Regions from separate parts of the Homo sapiens genome. Here region 1 is linked to region 2. The links are chromatin loops, found by intact Hi-C in ENCODE. Cell type or tissue: heart right ventricle. All regions are shown on one strand. Each heading gives the region's core, and the rest is flanking DNA. Links, peaks and the distances in the headings are about the cores only.

Region 1 (10,147 bases), core at 4,077-8,076, 220 kb after region 2:
TGAGCCCAGGAGTTCGAGACTGGCCTGGGCAACAAAGTGAGACCCCTGTCTCTACAAAAAAAAATTTTTAAATTAGCCAGGCCCCGTGGTGTGTGCCTGTGGTCCCAGGTACTCAGGAGACTGAGGGAAGAGGATGCCTTGAGCCCAGGAATTTGAGGCTATAGTGAGCTATGATCGTGCCACTGCACTGCAGCCTGGGGACAGAGCAAGATCGTGAACATAGTTTGCATTTTTCATTGCTATGTAGCATTCCAATGTATAGAAACACCACAATCTATTCCTCTGTCAATAAACATATAGGTTTCCAGTTTTTTGCTATTATGAATTAGGTTGTTATATCAACAGGCATTTATGAACACCTAGGAGCAGCATCGCTAGCCCACGAGAGTAGGTGCATGGTGGGTTTTTGTACATACTGCCAAACAGTTTTCCAAAGGGGTTGAGCCAATCTATACTCCCATAAAGTGGAGTTCTAGTTGTTCCAGCCTTAGCCAGCACTTTCATCTTGCCATTATTTTTCACTGTAACTATTCCAGGGGCTGGGTAGTAGTGGTATCTCACCACAGTTTTAATTTGTATTTATCTGGTGACCATGTCATTGAGAACTTTTTCTTTTTCTTTTTTTTTTTTTTTCCCCGAGATGGAGTTTTGCTCTTGTTGCCCAGGCTGGAGTGCAATGGTGTGATCTCAGCTCACTACAACCTCTGCCTCCTGGGTTCAAGCGATTCTCCTGCCTCAGCCTCCCGTGAAGCTGGGATTACGGACATGTGCCACCATGCCCGGCTAATTTTTGTATTTTTAGCAGAGACGGAGTTTCTGCATGTTGGTCAGGTTGGTCTCGAATTCCTGACCTCAGGTGATCTGCCCACCTTCACCTCCCAAAGTGCTGGGATTATAGGCGTGAGCCACCGCGCCCAGCCGAGAACTTTTTCATATGCTCTCTGGCCATTTGAATAGTCTCCTTTTTAACAACGTGCCTGTTGAGTCTTTGCCCCCTCCCCCACTTTTATTTTAAGGTGTTTGACTTTTTCTGATTGACTTGTTTTTCTTTGCATGTTCTGCCTTGAGTCTTTTGTCAGATAAATGTGTTGTGAATATCTTCTCCCAGTCCATGGTTTGTGTGTTATTTTCTTAATAATATCCTTTGATAATAAAGTCCAATTTATCAAAATCTTCTTTTGTGGTATTGCTTTTGGTATTCTCTTTAAGAACTCTTGCCTTATATACAAGGTCACAAAGATATTCTCTTGGAATCATTATGGTTCTACCTCTCACTATTGGGACTATGATCTATCTCCAGTTAACTTTTGTGTATAGAGTGAAGTATGGATCAAAGCTGATTTTTTTTCTCTGTATTAATATCCAATTGCCCCAGTACCATTGTTGAAAAGACCACCCATTCCCCCTTGAATAGCACCTTTGTCATAAATCAAGAGATCATATGTGTGAGTCTACTTCTGGACTCTGTCCCATTTCATTGGTCTTTTTGTTTATCCTTGCACCAATATCACACTCTCTTAAATAGCATAGCTTTATCATTGATCTTGAAAGATGGCAGTGTGGCCAGGCACGGTGGCTAACGCCTATAATTTTGGGAAGGCCAAGGTGGGGGAATTGTTTGAGGCCAGGAGTTTGAGACCAGCCTGGGTAACAAACCAAGACCCAGTCTCTACTAAACAAATATATATATATATAATTAGCCAGGCATGGTGGCGCATGCCTGTAGTCCCAGCTACTCAGAAGGCTGAGGTAAGAAAATTGCTTAAGCCCAGGAGGCGTAGGTTGTAGTGAGCCATGATTCTGCCACTGCACTTCAGCTTGAGCAACAGAGCGAGACCCTGTCCGAGAGAGAGAGAGAGACGCAAGAGAGAGAAACAGAGAGAGATGGCGGTATAAATTCTCGTGGTTATTCTAGTTCTTTTGGTTCCATATATCTGTTTACAGGAATCAGCTTGTCAATTTTTAAAATGTTTAATTTTTGTGAGTATATAGTAGGTGTATACATTTATGGGGTATATGAAATATTTTGATACATGCATGTATCATGCATGCATGATACATGCATGCAATGTATAATAATCACATCAGGGTAAATGGGGAATCCACCATCTCAAGCATTTTTCCTTTCTTTGTGTTACAAACAATCCAATTATAATCATTTATTTTTTTGCCCTGTCTTATGGTGCTGATCTTTCGGTTATTTTAAAACCTGCAATTAAATTATTATTGACTATAGTCACCAAATACTAGGTCTTATTCACTTTTTCTATTTTTTTCCACCCATTAACCATCCCCACCTCCCTCGACACTCTTTCACTACTCTTCCCAGCCTCTGGTAACCATCATTCTACTATCTCCATGAGTTCAATTGTTTTACTTTTTAGCTCCTACAAATAAGTGAGAACATGCCAATTTTGTCCTTCTGTGCCTGGCTTATTTCGTTTAACAAAATGACCTCCAGCTCTATCCATGTTGTTGCAAATGGCAGGCTTTTATTCTTTTTTATGGCTGAATTGTACTCCCATTGTATATATGTACCACGTTTTCTTTATGCAGTTGTCTGTTAATGGACACTTAGGTGCTTCCAAATTTGGCTCTTGTGAATAGTGCTGCAATAAACATGGGTGTGCAGATATCTCTTTGATATACTGATTTCCTTTCTTTGGGGTATATACCTAGCAGTGGGATTACTGGATCATATGGTAGCTCTATTTTTAGTTTTTTTAGTTTTTTGAGGCGCCTCCAAACTGTTCTCCATAGTGATTGTCCTAATTTACATTTGCACCAACAGTGTATGTGGGTTCCCTTTTCTCCACATCCTTGGCAGCTTGTGTTATTGCCTGTCTTTTGGATATAAGCCATTTTAAATGGGGTGAGATGATATCTCATTGTAGTTTTGATTTGCATTTCTCTGATGACCAGTGATGTTGAGTACCTTTTCATATGCCTGTTTGCCATTTGTATGTCTTTTTTTTTTAAACTGTCGATTCACATCTTTTGCATGTTTTTTTAATAGGATTATTAGGTTTTTTTCCTGCAGAGTTGTTTGAGCTCCTTACATATTCTGGTTATTATTCCCTTGCCAGATGGGTAGTTTGCAAATACTTCCTCCCAGTCTGTGGCTTGTCTCTTCACTTTGCTGATTGTTTCCTTTGCTGTGCAGAAGTTTTTTAACTTGATGCAATCTCAATCGTCCATTTTTGCGTTGGTTGCCTGTGCTTGTGGGGTATTACTCAAGAAATCTTTGCCCAGTTCAATGTCCTAGATATTTTCTCAAGTGTTTTCTTTTAGTAATTTCATAGTTTGAGGACTCAGATTTAAGTCTTTAATCCATTTTGATTCAATTTTTGTATATGGTGAGAGATAGGGGTCTAGTTTCATCATTCTTCATATGGATATCCACTTTTTCCAGCACCATTTATTGAAGAGACTGTCCTTTTCTCAATATTTCTTCTTGGCACCTTTGTGAAAATGAGTTCACTGTAGATGTATAGATTTGTTTGTGGGTTTTCTCTTCTATTCCATTGGTCTATGTGTCTGGTTTTATGCTAGAGCCATGCTATTTTAGTTACTATAGCTCTGTCATATAATTAGAAGTCAAGGATTGTGATTCCTCCAGTTTTGTTCATTTTGCTCAGGATGGCTTTGGCTATTTTGGGTCTTTTGTGTTTCCATACATATTTTAGGATTGTTTTTTCTATTTCTGTGAGGAATGTCACATAGAGATTGCATTGAATCTGTAGATTGTTTTAGGTAATATGGACATTTTAACAATATTGATTCTTCCAATTCATGAGTATGGAATATCTTTCCATTTTTTTTGTATCTTCAATTTCTTGTATCAGTGTTTTACAGTCTTCATTGTAGAGATCTTTTACTTCTTCAGTAAAGTTAATTCCTAAGTATTTCATTTTATTTGTGGCTATTGTAAATGGGATTGCTTTCTTGGCTTCTTTTTCAGATTGTTCACTGTTGGCATATAGAAATGCTACTGATTTTTGTATGTTGACTTTATACCCTGCAACTTTACTGAATTCATTTATGAGATCTAATAGCTTTTCGGTGGAGTCTTTAGGTTTTTCTAAATGTAAGATCATATCATCTGCAAACAAAGATAATTTGACTTCTTCCTTTCTAATTTGGATACGTTTATTTCATTCTCTTGACTGATTACTCTAGCCAGGACTTCCAGTACTATGTTGAATAACAGTGGTGAAAGTGGGCATCCTTGTCATGTTCCAGATCTTGGAGGAAAGGTTTTCAGTTTTTCCCCATTCAGTATGATACTAGCTGTGGGTCTGTTGTAAATGGCTTTTATGTTGATTGATGTTCCTTCTATGCCTTTTAGGATTTTTATTATGAAGGGACGTTGAATTTTATCAAATGCTTTTTTAGCATCAATTGAAATGATTATGTGGTTTTTGTCCTTCATTCCATTGATATGATGTATCACATTGATTGATTTGTATATGTTGAGCCATGCTTGCATCCCAGTGATAAATCCCACTTGGTCATGATTGATCTTTTTAATGTATTGTTGAACTCAGTTTGCTAGTATTTTGTTAACGATTTTTGCATCAGTGTTCTTCAGGGATATTGGCCTGTAGATTTTTTGTTTGTTTTGTTTTGTTTTGTTTGATGTGACTTTGTCTGGTTTTGGTATTAGGGTATGCTGGCCTCCTGGAGTGACTTTGGAAGCATTCCCTTCTCCTCTCTTTTTTGGAATAGTTTGAGTAGAATTGGTATTAATTCTTCTTTAAATGTTTGATAAAATTCAGCAGTGAAGCCATGGTGTCCTGGGCTTTTCTTTGCTGGGAGACTTTTTATTACGGCTTTGATTTCATTACTTGTTATTGATCTGTTCAGGCTTTGGATTAGTGATTCAATCTTGACAGGTTGTATGTGTCTAGGAATTTATTTCTTCTAGATTTTCCAATTTATTGGCATACAGTTGCCCATAGTAGCTGCTAATGATCCTTTGAGTATCAGTTATAACATCTCTTTTTTCATCTCTGATTTTATTTACTTGAGCCTTCTTTCTTTTTTTCTTAGTCTGGCTAAAGGTTTGTCAATTTTGTTTATCTTTTCAAAAAACCAACTTTTTATTTTGTCGATCTTTTGTATTGTTTCCTTCATTTCAATTTCATTTATTTCTGCTGTGATCTTTATTCTTTTTTTTTCTACTAACTTTGGCTTTAGCTCCTGCTTTTTTAGTTCTCTAAGATGTATCATTAGGTTGTTTATTTGAATTTTTTCTACTTTTTTGCTGTAGGCACTTATAACTATAAATTTTCTTCCTAGTACTGCTTTTGCCATATCCCATTAGTTTTGGTACATTGTGTTTCCATTATAATTTGTTTCCAGAAATTTTTCAATTTCCCTCTTAATCTCTTCATTGGCACAATGGTCATTCAGGAGCATTGTTTAATTTCCAATTAAACAATTGGAAATTGTATAGTTTCCAAAATTCCTCTTCTTATTGATTTCTAGGGTTTCTTTTTTTTGTTTTTTGTTTGTTTGTTTTTTGTTTCTTGAGACAGTCTCACTCTGTCACCCAGACTGGAGTGCAGTGGCATGATCTCAGCTCACTGCAACCTCCACCTCTTGGGTTCAAGCAATTCTCATGCCTCAACCACCCAAGTAGCTGGGATTACAGGCGTGCACCACCACGCCCGGCTATTTTTTTTTTTTTTTTCCGTACAGACAGGATTTCACCATGTTAGCCAGGCTGGTCTCAAACTCCTGGCCTCAAGTGCTCTGCCTGCCTCAGCCAAAGTCCTGGGATTACAGGCATGAAAATAGACACACTTTTGTGTATCTATTGTATGTTTTTAGATTTGAAGTTATCATATCTTGCAAATAATCTTGTAAACCATTATTTTAAACTGACAACTTAACACTGATTGCATAAACAAACAAAAATAAAACTAATAAAAACTCTACGCTTTAACATAATCTTCCCACTTTTTAACTTTTTCTTGTTTATATCTTATTGTACTGTCTATATCTTGAAAAGTTGTTGTAGTTATTATTTTCAATTGGTTAATCTTTTCATCTTTCTACTTAAGATATGAGTAGTTTACATAACACAACTACAGTACTATAATAATCTTGCTAAGTTTTGAAGAATTGACATCATGACAATGTTGAATTTTCCAAACTATGAATGTGGAACCTCTATATATTTAGGTATTTTAAATTTATCTTAGCAATATTTTGTAGTTCCAGACTACAGGTCTTTTGTACATCTTTAGTCAAATGTTTTTGTAGGTATTTAATAGTTTTACTGTTATTGTAAGTTATATTTTTAAAATTTCATTTTTCAGTAGTTTGTTGCCCATGTGTAGAAATAAATTTTTGTATATTAAATTTGTATCCAACAATATTTTTAAGCTCAATATTGAATCTAGAAGTTTATTTATAGAGATTTCTCAAATTTTCTATGTTAGACAATCATGCCATCTACAAATAAATAGAGTTTTACTTCTTCCATTCCAATTTTTACAAATTTTATTTATTTTTCTTGCCTTATTGACCTCTCTATGATGTCAAATAGAAGTGTAATAGTGGACATAGTTGTCTTGTTTCCAGCCTCAGAAAGTGTTAACTATTTCACTGTTTAATATAATGTTAACTGCAGGTGTTTTTGTAAATGTCATTTTTAGGTGAAGGAAGTCTCCTTATATTGATAGTTCACTGAAAGTTGTTATTATGAATGGGTGTCAGTTTTTATCAATTTTCTTCTGCATCTCTTGAGATTGTATATGTTTTTCTGTTTTATTCTGTTAATGCAACAAGTTACATTGATTTTCAAAGTTGCATTCTTGGAATAAGTCCCACTTGGTCTTAATGAATTATTCTTGTAATTTATCACTGAGCTATATTACCTAATATTTTGTTTACGACTTTTGTGTCTATGTTCACGAGTGACATTGGCTTATAATTTTTCTTTCTTGTAAGTCTTTATCTGGTTTGGGGCTCAGTTTATGCTGGCTCATGAGATGATCCAGATTAATGTTAAATCGTGACTCTGTGCACATTAACTATTCTCAGCTGTGATTTCTGCAAATCAGTAGTTCATTATGAAAATAACAAATAAAATGTTCGATTCGACTGGGATAAGTGTAGAAATCTGTGGGTCTCTATTTGATTCCAGATTAATAGAGTTTTATTTGTCTTTGGTGTTCTGACAGCCATGAAACCACCAACCCGTTGCTTCTCCTCTTTCCCCATAAGAATGTCCTTGGAAATCACAAAATGTTTTGTTTCCCACATCTATAGATCTGTCCCTATGTGGGGGAAAGAAAAGAATGAGTAAACATTACTTCTCAGTGAACTTGTTCCTAAGGATCACTTTTTTAAAAAATCTTTTTTAAATGGGAGTAAGCTGTTATCTGCACAAAGCCCTTGGGGTGAAGTCCAGTCAACAGGGCTTCCCTTAGGAGATGTTCTCTAAACTGTGTTCATGAAAGTGAATAAGAGTTAGCAGGCAAAGGAGAAAGGGGGTTGGAGAGGGATCTAGAGTTTCAGAGAAAGAGAAAAACAGCTCACGAGAAGGACCACACCCTAGAGAGATGACATGGTCAAGGGTCTAACGGAATAATGCGACATCATCTCAACACTATGTGCCAAGGACTGTCCTGAAAGCTGTGTCATAAATAAAGTTTTGGTGCCGCAAAAGAAATAGCACTCAAATATAAAATTTTCTTTTTAATTCTCAGCAAGGCAAGTTACTTCTATAGAAGGGTGCGCCCTTACAGATGGAGCAATGGTGAGCGCACACTTGGACAAGGGAGGGGAAGGGGTTCTTATCCCTGACGCACGTGGCCCCTGCTGTTCTGTCGTTCCCCTATTGGCTGGGGTTAGACCACACAGGCTAAACTAATTCCGATTGGCTAATTTATGTGATGGAGTGATGGCTAATTTAGTGATGGAGTGGGTGGTTTCGTGGGAAAAATGGCTATGACAGAGCATGTAATAGGAATGAGTCAGGGTGGAGCAGGTGATTGGAATGAGTCAGGGTGGAGCAGGTAATCGAAAAAGGTTGCTTTATGAGGAAGTTAAGTTTAAAAGTAGAAGGCAAAAAATTGAACATACTGACATATTGATTCTTTGAAAAGAAATTTAGAACTCATATCTAACAGCTATAAATGTATTAACTGCATTCATCATTCCGACTGCTCAGTCCAAAACCCTTGGAGTCATCCTTGACTCCTGTCTTTCTCTCTCCCACCTCATATCCAATCCATCAGGAAATCCTGTTGGCTCTACCTTCAAAGCATGCCAGGCTGATCATTTCTCCCGGTATCTGTGTCCAGCTCCCTGGCCTGAGCCTCCACCCCCGCTCTCTCCTGGCCACTGTGCTTCCTCCTGACGGCGCTCCCTGCCTCCACTCTGGCTCCTCACAGTTGATTCTCAACACCAAACAGCGAGATTCTTTAAAACAGAAGTCAGCTCAAGATATGTCTCTGTTCAAAACTCTGCTATGACTACCTGTGTCTTGTGGAGTACAAATCCTACCAAGATTCTGGAGGCCCTCCACACACAGGCCCCCATGCCCTCTCTGGCCTGCCTCCATCCCTCCCCTCCAGCCGCGCCACATCCTTAAGGGTCCTCACGCACATGATGCCTTTGCTGTAATGGTTCCCATGCCCACCAAACCCCCAGCTCCTTCAAGGCTTTGCACTAATCTCACCTATGCAGGAGCCCAGTGCCAACTGACCAATTTAATAACACACCTCGCCCCATCCCACTGTACCGTCCAGTGTATTTCTCATGCTTATTGTCCACCTTCTCCCACTAGAATGCAAGCTCTGTGAGGACACGGAGCTTCATTTTGTTCACAGAGGTATCCTCAGCACCTAAATCATGGCCTAGCACATACCAGGCACTGAATAAATATTTGTGAAGTGAGTGAAGCCTCACAACTATCCTAAGAGGTCGGTAGCGTTATTATCCCCATTTTACAGATTGAGAAACTGTAGAGAGGTCAAACCAGAGAGGTCAGCTCTCAAAGTCACATGGAGCCAATATTTGAACCCAGGCATCTGACTCTAGAGGCAATGTTCTTAACCACTGCATTATCCTGGCAAGCCCAAAGTAGCAAATGCAACCCGAGCTTCCAGAAGGCCCTGTGACTTCAGACTATATAAGGGATTGGGAAGTTAAGGCACTCCTTCAGGCTTTGTGTTCAGAAAGGGGTGGGGAACTGGCCAGCACATACCAGGCCTCATAAAACAAGTTAGGGAGTTTGCACCAGGATAGGGCTAGATTTGTCTTTAGAAAGATCCCACTGACTACAGGGTGGAGTACGGATGGGTGTGACAAGGCTGCGGGCAGGGAAATCAGTTAGGGGCTGAGATAATGGTGACCTCAGCCAGGGTGGCAGCTGTGGGGATGGAAAGAGTTGGCCAAAGAGAGATTTAATAATTGTGACTGACAGGATTGTAGTTGAGAGAGAGAGAACAACTCCTAGGTTTGGGGTTTGGGTTAGTTTTGGTTTTTCAAGCTTTTTTGACTATGATCTACAGTAAGAAACACATTCACATTTTGATACAGAATACACACACACACATACACACATACACACGCATACATGTACATACACACATACACACACATGCATACACACACACACATATCTTGAACAAGTTCAATAACCACAGAATACTTTCCCTGACGTTAAATGCTCCTCTGTGTTTCCTAATCTTGTCTATCTCTTGTCTCTTTCTCTCCTTTTTTTAAATGCTGGTTGCCACTCATGACATTGATTTCATGACTGATCATGGCTTGCAGTCTGGAAGCCCTTGACCAGAGAGTGATTGGAGGCTTGGGACACAGCTAGGCTGACAGACAGGAGCCTCGAAAGCTGTGTCCCTGGACCTCCTTTCTGCAGAGTCCCCTTCCTGCATGACATACACAGTCTGGCTCCCATCACACTTACCAGTCTCGTTACTCATTGAATTAGTCCATTTTCACACTGCTGATAAAGACATACCTGAGACTGGCAATTTACAAAAGAAAGGGGTAATGGACTCACAGTTCCACGTGGCTGGGGAGGCCTACCAAACATGGCAGAAGGTGAAAGGCACGCCTCACATGGCAGCAGACAAGAGAAGAGGACCTGTGCAGGGAAACTCCCCTTTAT
Region 2 (10,147 bases), core at 2,135-6,134:
ACATATATAAGGCTGTGACTGGGGATGACACTTCCCCAGTCATGAGAATTAGGACGAGGAAGGAGCTCTAAATACAGAGAACACCATGCACCAGTCTACCTGCTGCCACTGGATACACACACAGCAGCACATGTAACCAACACATACCACACCCAACACATACACCCCTCCACACCCACACTATATCCAACATACACACCCGACACACACCACACACACACACACCCACACACTACACCCAACACACACCACACACACACCCCACACCCCACACACTACACCCAACACATACACCTCCCCCACACCCACACTATACCCAACCTACACACCCAACACCACCACACACACACACACGCAACACATACTACACCCAACACATACAACCCCTCCACACCCACACTATATCCAACATACACACCCCCAACACACACCACACACACAACCACACCCAACACACACCACACCCAACATATACCCCCTCCACACCCACACTATATCCAACATACACACCCAACACACACACACCCAACACATGCACCCCCTCCACACCCGCTATACCCAACATACACACCCAACACACACCACACACACACCACACACACACACCATACCCAACACATACACCCCCTCCACACCCACACTATATCCAACATACACACCCAACACACACACCACACCCAACACACACTACACCCAACACATGCACCCCTCCACACCCACACTATACCCAACATACACACCCAACACACACCACACCCAACACATACACCCCCTCCACACCCACACTATACCCAACATACATACCCCACCACACACACTATACCCAACATACACACCCAACACACCACACACACCACACCCAACACATGCACCCCCTCCACACCCACACTATACCCAACATACACACCCCCAACACATACCACACACACACCCAACACATGCTACATGTGCCCACACTACACCCAACACACACACACACCCCAACACACCCCCACACCCCATACACACAGCAACATATACATACCCCATGTGAACACATACAAACCATACACATGCCTACCATACATAAACACACCCAACACACACCCCATACACACAGACGTGCTCTGTCTTCAGGGGAGTCTTAAACAGGCTCTTTGGCATCACTCCAGCCTTGGCTTTTTGACCCTAGTGATGTCAGTGGTGATACACGTGGCTGCAGGAGGTACCAGCAGGTGTCAAAGGCAGTTTAACCCCCAAGGCCTCCAGCGCCCCGTCCCACCACTCTCCTCGGAGGCCCCTGCACTCCACCGTCGGACTACAGGACTCTAGCGTTGCTCCTGGGCCAGAAGCAGCAGCCTGGAGGTGCAGCTCTCAAGTCAGGAAGTATACCCCCACCTTCCTCCCCAAGCAACCAAGATCTGTCCTCCTCCCTCTGGACTCAGGAAGAGGTGTCTCCTCTCTCCCCAAATGCTGGGCCCTGTCCCTTCCTGGTGCCAGAGGAAACCAACTAACCACACTCCCAACATCCAGGCCCTTGTTCCTTTGGGACCTAGTGAGTCTGATATACGATGCTGGGCCTCCAGGCGCCTGTAAGATGAAAAAGAAATGATTGGGAATACTGGGGATGCCCAGCTTACAAATCATGAATGATGACACCAGGCCAAGGAAAATGCATGCTGTCACAGAAGCATGGATCTGGGTGGGGAGGCTGGGGAAAGCATGGTGCTTATTCGTGACAGAGCTGCTGTGTGCCAGGCATGGCAGAGGGCGAGTTACACGCATGCGGCTATCTCATTCAGTCCCTACCAACCTCATCTTCTCTTAAAAGGGAAAACTACTACCAACTGCTAGTAGTTTCCCCCTTTTTTTTTTTTGAGACGGAGTCTCGCTATGTCGCCCAGGCTGGAGTGCAGTGGCGCAATCTCGGCTCACTGCAAGCTCCGCCTCCTGGGTTCATGCCATTCTCCTGCCTCAGCCTCCTGAGTAGCTGGGACTACAGGCACCCACCAACACGCCCAGCTGATTTTTTGGTATTTTTAGTAGAGACGGTGTTTCACCATGTTAGCCAGGATGGTCTGGATCTCCTGACCTCGTGATCCGCCCGCCTCGGCCTCCCAAAGTGCTGGGATTACAGGTGTGAGGAAGTTTTCTCTTTTAAGAAAAAAGAACAATAAGCCTCAGAAAGGTTTGGGAACCTGCCTGGAGTCACACAGCTGTAAAGTAGCAGATCTGGAATTCAAATCCAGCTCTGTCTGCCAGATGATAGTAATGATAATACAAATAATAACAAGGATGAAAAGATTAGTAAAAAAAAAAAAAAAAAAGAGCAGCTAACATTTCCTGAGTGCTCACTATGTGCCAGGCACGGGTTGAGCAGCTGACGATTGGCCTTACTCTCTCCAGGAAGGCTTTGTTCATGCAGCTCTTACGTACGAAGACAAAGTTACAAGGAACGTGAGCAGCATGTCCACAGAGCCTCAAAAACAGAAAAGCAGGTTGGAGGTTACGAGGCCCCGGGGATGATGCTGTCTTTCTATCCTCAAGGTGACTCAGCCAGGTCTTGCTGCATTTGGCCCCTTCTTTATGCTGGGGAAGTCGCTTCTCATTTTCTGCGAAGGTATAATGGGACAAGACAGATGTTGGCTGATTTCAGGGAACTGATCTGTTCGAAGCTGAATCAGCTGTCTGCAGGCCTTAAATATAAACTTCACACAGGTGGAAAGACGAGATGGGAATAAGTGTTTTTGGTGAGATGTGTACGTTCCCCAAGAGGCGGAAGCGGGCGGCCCCTGTGATTCAGGGTTCAGAGATGCTAGATGCTGTGGCCCAGGACTTAGGCAGCAGTGAAAGTTCCTGCATGAAAGATGACAAGAAACTGGGCATGCGAGGGTTTCCGGTGGGTGACGAGATGAGCTGAGCTACAAGGCATGGGATGCCGCTCATATCATTCATTAATGCATGCAGGCATTCGGTCATTCACTCATTCCACTGATGAGCCTTAGGAAATGGTGTCTGCAACATTTAATAAGCATTAAGGGAGAAAACATGGGACAGAGTAACTGAGCTCAACCTGCTTCTACTGTTTCTGGAGCTTGTATTTCAGCTTTCAGCCCCTCCCCTGCTCTGGAATTCTATCTCAGAGCCCAGCCTGGCTCCCGCCTGCTCACACGGGAGGTAGAGATCCCCAACTCCTCGCAAACGTTTAGAGCTCAACTGTGAATTCTTAGCTTGCATTCTCAGATTTGTCTATAAAGGCATTTTCCTTTTATTCTCTTTCCATTTACAAATGCCACACATGTGATTGGTGGGAAGGACAAAGAGTGACGTCCCAGCACACTGTGGGTCACACTTTCTCTGATTCGGCCACACTGTGGCCTCAGTCAGGTGCACCTTGCATCGCTTTGCTTTTCTGCTTCAGAGCCACCTCTGACCCTGCTCAAGCCCACTCAGTCCTGGCACAAGCTCTGCCCAAGCAAAGCCACAGGGGAGTTAACACCCTGGGGAGCCCTCAACCCCTGCGACCAGAGCCCCGCCTTTGGCCCTTCCCAGGCACACTCCTGGAGGCCTCGGGCAGGCTCCTCAGAGGTGGGACGGAGCCCTGAGTGTACAGCAGCCCAGAATCATGGGGCTTACTCCTCTCAGCATCACTCTCCCGATTCCCTTAGGCCTGTGATCATCTCCTAAACAGGCGATCTGCACCCAAGCCCTTGCTCTTGGGGAAATTCGAGACAGTTGCTTCTGTAACAGCACCATCTCAATCTGTCCCGGAACAAGGGCCACAAGCCCAATACCCGCAAAGCCCTGAGGCTCCATCCGGCACTGGCCGTGGGTTTGCTGGCTTCAATCACCCTCCGTAAGACCCCGCAGGGGAGATTGGTGAGCGAGAGAAGGGTGGCCCTGTCTGCACTGCTGCGACGCAGCGACCTGCTCTCACAGGGCGGCATCGAGGACTCAGAACATGCTAGTGGCCCTAAAAGCCAGGGGAACTGGCAAAATGATTCAAGGTGACAAACTCTGCCTTTTCAGTTTAATGAGAGATGTTCAAGCTGGGAGACCAGGGTGGGCCAGGACAGTGGGGGCTGGCTGTCTACTCGGGGACAGCCTCTTCCATCGCAGACTGGGGACAGATACTGCAGAGCCGAGGGCACTCCTACTCACGTCCTGAAACCTCAGCACAACACAGTGTATGGCACATCTTCGGAATTCAAAAAATTACCTGTTGGATGCATACATGAGAGTTACAGCTCCAAACCCAGCTGTGGCTACAGGGAGAGTTCAGCAGCTCCTTGGCAGTGAGTGCGCTATCCATCGTAAGTCATGCAGGAAGGAAGGCACGTTCATGTCTCCTCTGCTGTTCACCTTTCTATTCCCACCCAGTCCAGGCGTTCCCCTCCTAACCACCCACTGCTTGCCAGTTCACCAACCCACATGACCCCTCCTATGGTACCCCCCAATTATTCTGGATCTCTTCTGTTGCCACCCCTGGGGCATAAAGGGTCTGACCACAAGGAATCTGACAAACGGGCCCTGCAGAAGGGCTCTCAACCACTTGGGAGACAGACGGACAGCTCAATGCCAGGCTGTCATGCCGGCCGCACCCTCTCACCTCCACAGGGTCTACACTACACCCTGGTGGGCTGACACTCTGGAGCCCATGCCATCTAAGCAACAATTCTCAAAGGATAATAATAAAATAAATAAAGAGGGCAGGAGGAAACTTTCGGAGGTGATGGATATGCCTATGGCATAGGCTGTGGTGGTTTCATGGGTATATACTCAGCCCCGAACCCATCAAGTCATGGATATTAAGTATGTACAGCTTTCTGTAAGTAAATCATACCTCAATAAACTGTGTGTGTGTTTTTAAGAATTAGCTGCAGAGCTTGTCCAAATGCATGTCACCTGGCCCCCCACCCCCAGAGGGCCTGCTCATTAGGTTTGTTTCGGCAAGTACCCTGGGTGATGATGGGGCAGGAGGGTCCTTAGATCCCACTTGGAAAATGACTGGTCTCTACCTTGAGCCCAAGAGTAGTTCTGGCCCTACTGTTCTCAGGTTAGAGACATGTATTTGGCAGCTCTGTGGCAAGGCAGAAAACTGGGCCAAGTTTCCAGGGCGTGAACACTGCGTCTGCACCTGGGCCCTCTGTCTCTGGGGACACTGGGGTATTTTCATGTCTTTAAGTGTGTGCGTGTGCCCTTGCATGTCCAAGCATGCTTGCTGCGTGTGCCTTGTGTCTTTCACCACATGGTGGGCGTGTGTGCATTATCAGTAGCTCTGTATGGAGGGCTGAGTGTCAGCTTCTTGGTCACCATGGTTCTCATAAGCACACCTGTGCCTGCATGTCACACATGGGCTTAAACTGTGTCGCCTGAGTCTGTGTGTGTGCATGTGTGTGTGTGCACCTGTGTGTGTGTGAAGAGGGGACTGCAGTACCAGGGCAGTATACACAGAGCATTCCAGTTCAGTTATTTCATACTTATAATTAAATAATAATACTTATTAAGAGAAATTTTAATTGCAAAGTATTTTACCATACAGCTGAAGGTCCCAGAGATGAATAAGGGAAACTTGAAGATAACCTAACAGCCTACATAACTTATTGATTACTTCTCTTCAAAAGAGAAGCTGCAACCCGAAACGCATACATGTACGTATTTATAACAGTCTCCCTGGGCAAATGAAGTTGTCGGTGGGTTGAACAGTTCACTTCATATCTTCAAGTGCAAACTAGAACCTTCTCCTGTTGTTTCTATTAGTAAAAGACAAATTAATTTTAAAAGTTCATGCCTGCGATGCACTTGCTTTCAGAGACCCTCTTTTCAATCAAACCTAACTTCTAGTCACTCACTTTCTATATGCTGTAATCTGCACAAGCTATGCAATTTTTGAAATGACTTATATTTATGGCTTTATAAAGCTATGCCCCTTTTTGAAATGATTGATATTTCCAGCCCAGAGCATGGCATTTTAGAATATGCTCTGTTCTCTGTTGATCAGGGGATCATGGAGGGTTCCCAGTTTCAGCTAATGAGGCCAAGGTCAACCCACAGGAGAGAAAACTGCTCCCTGGCCACAGACTGAACCACCAATTCTGGCCAACCGCCTCATAAACACAGGCCCAGGTCATAATGGGATCCAGATGGAGGAGTGTGGACAGTCACAGCTGACATTCTACTGACCGTGACTCAATGGAACACAGCTTGGGGCAGGGCTAGGACTGGTGCTAAGGTCTCTGGTTTCTCCTTTCAGAGCCTATTTCTTTATAGCAGTGGTGGGATTTGAAACTAGGCTCTGAAAGACTGGAGCTTCAGAACTGAGCCTTAGAGACAGCAAGGTCATTAAACAAAAGAAAGCAAAATAAACAAAAAGCTATTCCCTCTAAGTCAATTCTGCAATCAAAGCATCGGAAAAGTTAAATGCACTAACAATGTCCACATTCATACTATCGGGGGGTAGAACCCCCCATTATAATCTAGGGCCTCATCCCTTCATTCCTGAGTAACAACAGTTGTCTCCTAGCCTCTGGCTCTCAAAACATCCCCACAACTTTTTTTTTTCTTTGCCATTCCAATTGATTTATACCATCATTAATTTTCATTAAACTTCTCCTTTGTTCCAGAATTTACAATGGCTCCCAGCTCTGGCACTTTGGCTCAACCCAAGCCCCTCAAGCCTGTATTCAAAACTCTCTATTGTCAGGCTTCACTCACCGGATTATTATTTTCCAGTACAGGCCTTCGACTCCCGCCAGGTGTCACTGTCTAAGGAGTCACCATCATTTCTCCCATCTTCCCTTATTTATTCCAGTCTCCATGACCCCTAGACTTCCCCATCCCTATCTCATGTTAACTTCCCTGTTAACCCATCTGGCAAAATCTTTCACTGACTTTTAATTTCTTGAACTGGCTTTGCTCATCATTGTTTCCCTAGAGTCTGGCAGAAGGTAGGTTCACAATAAATCTCTGTTGAATGACCAAACATTTAAAATATTGAAGCATCAGAATGACAGTCTTGGCAGTTGGTTTGTGTTTTCCATCTCCTCAAAGAGACTGTGAACTCTGCAAGATTAGGGATCATGCCTTACCCTCTGCACTCTGGAGCACATATCTACTACGGGACACTCAGTAATGAATGTTTGATGAATTGAACTGAAAATTAATCTCCACCCTGATATGGTTTGGATCTGTGTCCCTACCCAAATCTCATGTTGAATTGTGATCTCCAACGTTGGAGGAGGGGCCTGGTGAAAGATGACTGAGTCATGGGGGCACACTTCCCCCTTGCTGTTCTTGTGATTGTGAGTTCTCACGAGATTTGGTTGTTTAAAAGCATGTAGCACCTACCCCACCTCTCTCTTTCTCCTTCTCCAGCCATATAAGATGTGCCTGCTTCCCCTTCACCTTCCTCCATGATTGTAAGTTTCCTGAGGCCTCCCAGCCATGCTTCCTATACACCCCGCAGAACTGTGAGTCAATTAAACCTTTTTTTTTTTAATAAATTACCCAGTCATAGGTAGCTCTTTATGGCAATGCAAGAATGGAATAATACACACCCCCACCTAAAACCACCATGAAATCAACTTGAAGACAGTCTTTGCACCCCAAAGAATCAGACAAAAAAAAAAGGCTGGGCGTGGTGGCTCACGCCTGTAATCCCAGCACTTTGGGAGGCCAAGGCAGGCGGATCACAAGGTCAGGAGATTGAGATCATCCTGGCTAATACAGTGAAACCCCATCTCTACTAAAAATACAAAAAAATTAGCCAGGCGTGGTCATGGGCGCCTGTAGTCCCAGCTACTCAGGAGGCTGAAGCAGAAGAATGGGGTGAACCTGGGAGGCGGAGTTTGCAGTGAGTCGAGATCGCACCACTGCACTCCAGTCTGGGAGACAGAGCAAGACTCCGTCTCAAAAAAAAAAGGTTAGATTATTCTGAAAAAGTGGATTATTTGCTATTTTTCATGTCCTAATTTTTTATGTTCAATTTTTGGGTCCTGGTAACAGTCCTACGTGTTTCAAAAAACTCTAGACAAGAATATTTTGAATAATCCAGAGTAGAAACCAAAAAAAATCTATATATTTTAATCACTGATTACCCTTTGCCTGAATGGCATGTCTTTTTGTTTGTGTTTTTTTCTGAGAGTGGAGTTTAACATTTGGTCTTATTTGTAGTTTACTGGTTCTGCTGATAATGGAAATACCCCAGTACCAATTTATTGCTTGCTCAAAAAAAAAACAAAAAAACTAAAAACAAACAAAATGAACTGGCATCAATGTAGAATTAAATAACAAAAGGGCAGGGGCGCCCAAGGTGAAGTAATACAAGCAAGGATTACCTGCAACTCTGTTCTTTTGGGTGTCAACACCTGAAAGGTGACACCATTAAGAAAATCCCTCTGTCCTTCAGAATAGTGTTTCTCAAAGACTGGTCCTAAGACCCCCTGCCTGGCTCACCTCCAGTTCTCTGAGGCAAGTCTCTGTGGTGGTGGGTGTGGACTTTCTCCCAGGGTACTCCCAGGGAGACTCTGTTCCCAGCAACCTCTCCAGGAGATTCCTGTGCACAGTAAAGCCTGAGAACCTGGGCAGCTGACAGTTAATGACATAACTGACCTTCGAATTGGAAGGGAATACCCCTGCTTCAGACTCGAGAAAAAAACTTAAAAAGCAGCCTTTGTTTCCTGAAAAACACACCAGTGGGCTTGCCTCACAGAATACCAACAGCCACTGTGGCCAGGCACATGCCTGAGAGCTGGGGAAAACAGTTGGCTCCGGGGACACCACCTCCTTTTCCAAGTCCCCAAGGCGAGGATAACATATCCTTGTCTCACACCGTTTCTGTGTCACTAGGTGGGGACAATGGTGGGATGAGACACTTAGCCCAGTCCCATGCAAAATGACAGAGGGACACATAAGTACTCTACCTTTTGAAAGTCAGATGTCCTGGGACGATAATGTGCCCAGCTCAGATACAGGGGGCCGAGGGGAGAAAGTCCCCACCCACCACCTGCAGGACAAAGGCCAACCTGCTGGGAGGCTGGATGCACAGCATGCAATGACTCCTCCAGCCCAGGCGGCTCAAACACACAGCCATTCCCTCACGATGCAGATGCAGCTGAAAGCATCTGAAAGCGTCTTCTTTCTGGGACATGGGCCTTAACGATGGACAATTAAAGAGCTTTTCTTGCCCCCTTTCTTTCCTATAAGAGGCAAAGCCACCAGGAAAATCAACTTGATAAACATGGCCTAGAGCTGGCTGTCCCACACAGCTGGGACGAAAAGAGACAGAGCACTAGAGACTGTCCTCGAAAAATCGGATCGATCTATATGGTGGCAAACCACTGCAGGGCTCAGACAAGGCCTGAGGGAGAAACAGAACATTGCACCAACTTAGAAATGAAGCCTCATTTCAGGCAGAAGAGCCGCTGTCTTTCCTGCTGACCGTATTTTTGGAACCAGGGCTGGGCACAGGGAGGCTGACATGAGGGCCTGAAGGTGACCACAGAAAGGAGAAAGAGGCCTTCTTGCTCAGAATTTTAGGCAATGGTGATTTCAGGGGTGAAAAGAGGGTACTATCACAACTAAACGGAGGGTCCTTCAGAGGGATGTGGGGACACAGGGGCCAGATGTGACTGTGCCTGTCACGAAGTGGGGAAAAGAGGGCTCCTGAGGGCCCAGGAACCGCCAGCAAACCAGCCTACCACACCCACCAGAGGCGTCCAAAAGGCCTGATCTCACCCACAGAGGGGGGCAGGAGAGGATCGCTGTGAGTCCAGGTGAAGGAGTCAGCCCTCCCCAACCCTCACAGGCAAACTTTTACTGCTGCCGCAGGCTTCCTGAGCTAGGATCCCCGATTTTGCGACCTGTCTCCTCAGCACTAGGGGCACCAGCACCAGGCAGGAAAGCAAAGAAAAACTCGCAGAGTCCAAGGGGATGGGCAGGGAGGGCTCCAGGAAGCGTCACATGGGCACCAGAAGGCAAGATGACAAGGGGGTCTTAAGAATCCCCAATTCAGCTTACTCGATTCACCAAGTTTCGCTCTAAGGATGTGCTGCCTTTTAAACAGAGTTTGTCGAAGTCTTTTTACAAGTCGCCATGCTAGCTTTCAGTGAATGTTAATAACACTGGTACGTGTTCATGATGCAGCAATTCAGATGAACTACATAAAAGC

Evidence for each region. Hi-C counts contacts between places; a loop is a spot of excess contacts. Peaks named below come from ENCODE experiments on the same cell type or tissue, not always from the same donor. Only the 100,000 strongest peaks of a DNase experiment are listed, where the experiment ranks them.
Region 1: a loop joins it to region 2, with 6 times the contacts of the local background. A loop is called at or near these places in 1 of 110 quality-filtered maps.

What each region holds. Positions count from the first base shown.
Region 1 is chr7:139,921,482-139,931,628 of GRCh38, forward strand. The region is part of intron 4 of TBXAS1 (thromboxane A synthase 1); the gene reads left to right. Among named protein-coding and RNA genes, the nearest start is that of TBXAS1, 97 kb to the left of the region's middle. In heart right ventricle, for the core only: no CTCF peak of the experiment used is centred there; no DNase peak of the experiment used is centred there.
Region 2 is chr7:139,703,539-139,713,685 of GRCh38, forward strand. The region is part of intron 2 of HIPK2 (homeodomain interacting protein kinase 2); the gene reads right to left. Among named protein-coding and RNA genes, the nearest start is that of HIPK2, 69 kb to the right of the region's middle. RefSeq lists an enhancer at 8,337-9,163. In heart right ventricle, for the core only: no CTCF peak of the experiment used is centred there; no DNase peak of the experiment used is centred there; H3K27ac peaks cover 2,918 bases.